2 separate regions of the Homo sapiens genome follow, and region 1 is linked to region 2. A link is a contact called in ENCODE Hi-C or POLR2A ChIA-PET data. All regions are on one chromosome and are shown on one strand. The core of a region is the stretch at or near the end of the contact, and the rest is flanking DNA. Distances in the headings are between cores, read along the strand shown. Region 1 has its middle 39 kb from the start of USP9X. Region 2 overlaps USP9X (ubiquitin specific peptidase 9 X-linked).

Region 1 (3,582 bases), core at 716-3,215, 71 kb before region 2:
AGAAACACAGCATTGGTGAACAATCTGAAAATAAATGTTACTATCTGCCATATTAACAGAATAAAGGAACAAAATTATACGTGTCTCAAAATGCATTAAAAGTATTTGATACAGCTTCTACTCATGATAAAAATCCTTAGAAAGCTACAAAGAGACATAGGCTTCCTTAAAATGACACCGACAACAAACATACACAATGATAAAATATTGAAAGCTTTGAAATCGAAACAAGACGAGGTTATCCACTCTCACTATTTCATTGCCATTGTAATGCAGCTCCTAGTGAGTACAATGAGGCAAGAAAGAATAAACGAGAATGCATCATGTCTTACAAAGGAGCAATAACTCTCATTCTTTGTCAGAAGCATGATTGTGTATATGGAAAGTTGTATATGTGGAAGGTCACCAAAGTGCAGGATAAAACGTTAGTATACAAAATCAGTTGCATTTTTATATGCCATAAAAAAATTAGGAAATGAATTTTTTTTTTTTTGAGACGGAGTCTCGCTCTGTCGCCCAGGCTGGAGTGCAGTGGCGCGATCTCGGCTCACTGCAAGCTCCGCCTCCCGGATTCAAGCCATTCTCCCGCCTCAGCCTCCCGAGTAGCTGGGATTACAGGCGCCCGCTACCACGCCTGGCTAATTTTTTTGTATTTTTAGTAGAGACGGGGTTTCACTGTGTTAGCCAGGATGGTCTTGATCTCCTGACCTCGTGATCCGCCCGCCTCGGCCTCCCAAAGTGCTGGGATTACAGGCGTGAGCCACCGCGCCTGGCCAGGAAATGAAATTTTAAGAGAAATCATTTATAATAGCACAAAAGAAGCAAATACTTAAATCTATCATAATTGTGCAAGAACTCAACAGAGAAAGCTGTAAAATACGATTGATATTATTAATAGAAATGCAAGGAAACTTACACCGAAAAACTTTATATTGTGAAAATATCAATTTTCCACAAACCTGCTAGATTTAATCATCTACATATTGTGTCTTTAAGGGGAGATTGCCTAGCTTATTCTTTTTCTGAATATGAATTTTAATCCATAATCAGTGCCATTATTGAGAATATTAAGATGCTTTCATGTTGAACTGATTAAAACAGCATTTGGAATAGTAAATGACATGTAATGTATGAATAACCTCCAGCTGGCCGGGTGCTGTGGCTCATGCCTGTAATCCCATCACTTTGGGAGGCTGAGGAGGGTGGATCACTTGAGGTCAGGGGTTCGAGACTCGCCTGGGGAAGATGGTGAAACCCCCTGTCTCTACTAATAATAAAAAAATTAACCGGGCGTGGTGGCACACGCCTCTAATCCCAGCTACTTGGGAGGCTGAGACAGGAGAATCGCTTGAACCCGGGAGATGGAGATTGCAGGGAGCCAAGATTGTGCTACTGCACTCTAGCCTGGGCAACAGAGTGAGACTCTGTCTCAAAAAATTAAAATTAAAATTAAAAAAAACCCTCCAGCTATCTTTTTTCTTTTTTTTAAGTGTAAAAATTATAAGCAACTATAATGAAAAGTCTTCAGAAGTATTCTCTGGGAGACTCAGGATTGAAGAGGCCAGAAGCAGAGAGCCAGCAGGTCCTAGGAGGTGGTCTACTACAAGATCTGGGGGCTCACCGCCTACTTGAAAAGATACAGAACTCCTGCCCTCAATAAATGAAAGAGAAGTTGAACTACTCTGCAAGTCAGTTTTCATCAGTATTCATTTTCTTTCGAATCGTTGAAAGACTGAAGATGCCTGTTAAAATAGGTCTCTGTAATAATCCTGTAGGAAAAGTTTGCCAAGGTTTTCTGATTTTGAACCCAAATATTGCTTAAGCATCTGGGGCACAGCTCCAAATGTATTGAACTTGCTTCTCCCCCTTGCCAATGTTGCATAAGGCCCTTTTCAAAGCCATCTTAATTCCATTTTACCAGCAGTATAGACCACACACAAAGTGGTGCTTCTGGCTTTTGTAATCAGAACGCAAAGGCACCATCCTGCCAGTACTGAAGTCAGCCAAGCCCAACCCTTTGCAGGGAGCTCCTTCTGGTGTGATGGCTGATCAGCCTGCTGGCTTCAAGAAGAGCTCTCTGAGTACCAGCATAAACAGCACCGGTATAAACCAATCCACCAAGGCAAAGTTTTGTGGAAGAGCCTGGCAGGTTCCTCACCCTATACCCATCCCCAATGCACCCTGTGACTCCACTCCCTCCGCCACTCCCATCAGCCTCTCATCTGCCACCAGAATGATTTTTTTTCCTGCCTTCCTGTGGATTGCTTAAACATTTTTTAGAATGCTATTTTGATTTAGCTTTAGTGTTCTTTGGGTGTATCTCTTTAATGGTTGCCCTAAGGATCGCCTTATATATATATATATAACTTATTCTACGGTTGTCAACATTTTACCAGTTTGAGTGAAGTGTTGAAACTTTACCTCTTTTTATAACTCTCAATCCTCCCCCGTTTATAATATAATTGTCTTAAATATTTCCTCTACATACATTGAGAACTACTGCATAAGCCAAGATTATAATTTTGTTTCAACTGTCAAATATAATTTAGAAAACTCAAGAAGAGAACAAAAGTCTATTGTATTTACCCATGCTTTTGGCTTTATCATTCTTTCTTCCTTCCTGATGGGCCAAGATTTCTTTTTCTCTCATTTTCGTTTTGCTTAGAGAATTTCCTTTAGCTATTCATTAGGGCAAGTCAGCTGGCAACAGATTCTTTCAGTTTTTTGTCATCAGAGTATATCTTGATTTCCGAAAAGGAACGAAAAGTTCCTGAAGAATATTTCGGCTATACAATTCTGCATTGAAAGTTCTTTCCAGCACTTGAAAAATGTTTTGCCATTTCCTGCTGGCCTTCATGGTTTCTGATAAGAAATCCACGTTCGTTCGAATTGTTTTTCCCCTATAGGTAACATGTTGTTTCTGTCTGGCTGTTTTCAAGATTTTTTTCTTTGTCTTAATTTTCAGAAGTTTGACTGTGATGGGCCTTGGCATGGATTTCTTTAGGTTTATCCTGTTTGGGATTTTCTCAGCTTCTTGAGCTGTAGGTTTTTGTCTTTTGCCAAATTTCAGAGCTTTTAGCCATAATTTCTTCAGTTCCACATTTTTCTCCTCTCCTTCTGGAACACCCATGGTCTGAGTATTAGATTTTTTGTTACAGCAGTCTCACATGTCCCTGAAGCCCTGTTCTTTTTGTTTGTTTGTTTGTTTGTTTGTTTTTTAGTCTATTTTTTTCTCTGTTGTTCAGATTGGGTAAATTCTATTTGATCCTCAAATTCTGATTCTTTCTTCTGTCTATATTCTGCTGCTGAGCATATGCCTTGAGTATTTTATTTCAGTTATTGCAATTTTTAGTTCAAAAATTTCCCTTTGGTTCTCCCTTATATCTTTGATTTCTTTGCTGAGACTTTCTACTTTTTTTGTTGTTTCAAGCATGTTTGTAGTTGCTCGCCAAAGCATTTTTAGAATGGCTGCTTTAAAATCTTGTCAAATAATTCTAGCAACTCTGTCATCTAGGTTAATTGTCTTTTCTCATTCAAGTTGACATCTTCCTGGTTCTCAGTATAACAAGTGATTTTTTTTTT
Region 2 (3,348 bases), core at 156-2,655:
AATATGTGACCCATTGCAGATGCTCAGTACACAATTTTTGAATGACTAAGCTTTGAGTTTTTATTTAAACACCTTTTTTTTGGATGAAAAGAAAAATTGAGAGAAGAAAATCTTAAGTATCCTAGGATCATATGTAGAATCAGAGGATTTCAACGTGCTGTATAAAAGGAGAGAGATTCTGGAACATAGGGCAAATTTTAGCAGAGTTGGGATAATGACTGGGTAAGAAAGGATAATTCTTTGTTCTAAAAGGGATTTCTCTGGTATTAAGGCCCTGTGTGAAAGCTGCTGGAGAAATTCAGTTCTGCAAAGTTTAAAGTAAATGGTTTGCTGTTTATGGAGTACTAGATTACTTAATGCAGTCCAGCCTTTATCTAGGTAAAGGTGATGCTTTTCCCATTGTGGAAGATGTTAGGATGCTAAGTTTGAATATGAAAATGTGTTGTGTGTTGTAGAGGCAATCAAATCACCATTTTGGTTGTATTTCCCATTGAGAAAATTAAAGATGCTTCTGTTTGTGTAATAATTTTGTTTTTATGAAATAAAGCGTAAAACTTCATGTGGTAAAATTTCACACTGTGATTCATTGTATTTGAGCATGCCTATGGAAAGTGATTGTTACTGTGTCAAATATTGAATGATTTGAATAATTACTAAGTTGTTCAGTTGTGTGTAGGATACTGCTGCTTTGACTTGGTAGAGAGCTTGTTCTAGCCCTGCTAGGTATGCCTAAATCTCTGTGACATAAAAAACAGGCTCTTTTAGAGTTGTGAGACTGCTACTTGAAATCAGGCAAAGCTGTGTGATTCCCAGCTGTTTCCACCACTTGAGTATTGAATAGGATTTATTAAGAAAAGTAGTGGTGTTATTCTTGGATAACTTAGTTGTATCTGTGATAAGTTTTTTTCTCCCACTCAAACCTTTCCAAATTATATCTGAAGGCAATATTTTCAGATTCATTCCTGAAATATTTAGGAACTCTGCACAGTACATTGTAGAAAGGGAAAAGAAAATTTACATTTTTTTGAGAATTACTGTGCTTGCTATTTGTGAGACTCCTTTTATTAAAGCAATTCTCATGGCTTTCTTTTTTTTGTGTGGGTAATAGCATCTCAATTTTAAATACCTGGAAAAAGAATGAGAGAGGTTGTTACTTTCTTTTTAAGATAGGCAGATTGTAAGTGACAGAAGTTGGATTTTGAATGAGTTATGTTTGAATCCAGAAATTATTTTTAATTGCTCCATGCCTATTTCCTGCTCTTTATCTTGCATCTTAGTGTGCTGAGGGAAAGGGATCAAATTCTTATGTGGTAGTAGAGAGATGCAGCAGAGTATGCTATGCTGAGACCTGACATACCTGCTCAGCAATACCGGAAATATAGAAATGAGGACAGCTTGTCGGGTAGAAGAAACAGAAACCAAGAGCTAGAAAGGCGAGACTATATAAGAGATAGGGATAGCAAGCAGCTTGAGGCTTTTGCTGATTGAGTGTCCTGTCATAAGCAGAAGATGATTTAGTTCTGTGGTCTTAGAGAAAGGTGTTTTGAGAGAGGAGTTTCACACTGCCGCTTTTCCCATTTATCTTAGTTATTTTGTTTAAAGGGATAGTCCCTTAGTTATCCACATGATACTTTTGTCTAGAATAATTTATACCATGACTTTTGCCAGATATTTCTGATTTGTGTATAGATGGTTACTGAATTCATATAGATGGAAGGATATTGTGCATAAAAATATGAGAATATAATTTTGAGGTATTTTAGCTCAAATGATCTCCAAATGCTAAAAGAACTGCAAGGTAAGGGAACAGTGAGTACTCTATATATACAATTTTACTGTGGGAAAATATACATAAAATTTACCATTCTAACCTTTTTTTTTTCTTCTTCTTTTTTTTTTTTTTTTGAGACGGAGTTTTGCTCTGTTGCCCAGGCTGGAGTGCAGTGGTGCGACCTCGGCTCACTGCAAGCTCTGCCTCCTGGGTTCACGCCATTCTCCTGCCTCAGCCTCCCGAGTAGCTGGGACTACAGGCGCCCGCTATTGTATGTTTATTAGAGGTGGGGTTTCACCGTGTTAGCCAGGATGGTCTCAATCTCCTGACCTCGTGATCCGCACACCTTGGCCTCCAGAAGTGCTGAGATTACAGGCATGAGCCACCACGCCCGGCCCTTTTTTCTTCTTTTTTGAGACGGAGTCTCACTCTGTCATCCAGGCTGGAGTTCAGTGGCACCACCTCGGCTCACTGCAACCTCTGCCTTCCGGATTCAAGCGATTCTCCTGCCACAGCCTTCCGAGTAGCTGGGATTACAGGTGTGCGCCACCACGCCCAGCTAATTTTTGTATTTTTAGCAGAGACAAGTTTCACCATGTTGGTCAGGCTGGTCTTGAACTCCTGATTTCAGGTGATCCACCTGCCTCAGCCTCCCAAAGTGCTGGGATTACAGGCGTGAAACACCGTGCTCGGCTGATTTTAACCATTTTTAAGTTTGCAGTTCAGTGGCATTAAGTACATTCACATTGTGGGATGCTTACCATCATCCATTTCCAGAACTTCTCTTCTTTCCAAACTGAAGCGCTGTACCCCTTAAGCAATAACTCCCCATCCCCCCAGCCCCTGGCAACCATCATTCTACTTTCTGTTTCTGCAAGCGTGACTAATCTGGGTACCCGTGTACTTGGAATTATGCAGTATTGTTCTTTTGTGAATGACTTATTTCACTTAGCATGATGTCCTCAAGGTTCACCCATATCGTAGCACCTGTCAGAATTTCCTTTCTTTTTAAAAAATACTAAATAATCCACTGAACATAGGTACCACATTTTGTTCGTCCTTGTATTGCTTCCTGGAAAGACTTTTAAAAGAGACACAGTATTGGCTTAGTAGACAAGGTGATCTCCCTGGCCCCCTACTTGCCCCACACTTGGGAATATATAGTCGCTAACCTCATCACTCTCAGGAGGAGATGGTAGGGAGTGGAGGTTGTATTTATTTTCGGGAAAAAAAACAGACTCCCAGGTGGTGCTGATGAATCCATCTCTTCCTACCCTTTTGTGAATAGTTGAATCTGTGTTCAAGATTCCCAAGTTTTGCCTGAATTCTAGACGTGTAGAGCCAACTCTCTAGTGGTTTTCACCTCAGTTTCAATGTTAAGAACTGTACGAACTGCCACTCTACCCCTTTCCTTGGAAGAGAAGTGGACGGGAAACCTGGAGTCCAGGATTATATAAGCCAAGGAAGCTCAGAGTTTCAAGAAGGGAGAGGTGGTCAGTGTCTAATGATGAGAAGAGGGCAAACAGGATGAATATTGAGAAGCAGTTATTTGATTTGTCAGTAAGTAGAACATTGAT

What was found. A loop is a pair of places that touch in the nucleus more often than their neighbours do. ChIA-PET counts read pairs that join two places held with the same protein, here RNA polymerase II (POLR2A). Pooled maps may share reads with other maps.
Region 1: a loop to region 2 is called in a map of astrocyte of the cerebellum, with 5 times the contacts of the local background. The contact joins two enhancer-like sites. A Hi-C loop is called at or near these places in 2 of 168 maps with a recorded cell type or tissue (K562 and astrocyte of the cerebellum) and 3 of 50 pooled maps. POLR2A ChIA-PET finds 5 or more read pairs at or near these places in 4 of 52 experiments (A673, H1, activated CD4-positive, alpha-beta T cell and 1 more).

Annotation. Positions count from the first base shown.
Region 1 is chrX:41,044,227-41,047,808 of GRCh38, forward strand. No RefSeq gene overlaps it. Among named protein-coding and RNA genes, the nearest start is that of USP9X, 39 kb to the right of the region's middle. Within about 2 kb of position 1,966, at least 5 of the 41 ENCODE cell types and tissues checked have a DNase peak (open chromatin) inside an H3K27ac peak, as active enhancers do.
Region 2 is chrX:41,115,691-41,119,038 of GRCh38, forward strand. The region is part of intron 1 of USP9X (ubiquitin specific peptidase 9 X-linked); the gene reads left to right. Among named protein-coding and RNA genes, the nearest start is that of USP9X, 32 kb to the left of the region's middle. RefSeq lists an enhancer at 1,353-1,412. Within about 2 kb of position 1,406, at least 2 of the 41 ENCODE cell types and tissues checked have a DNase peak (open chromatin) inside an H3K27ac peak, as active enhancers do.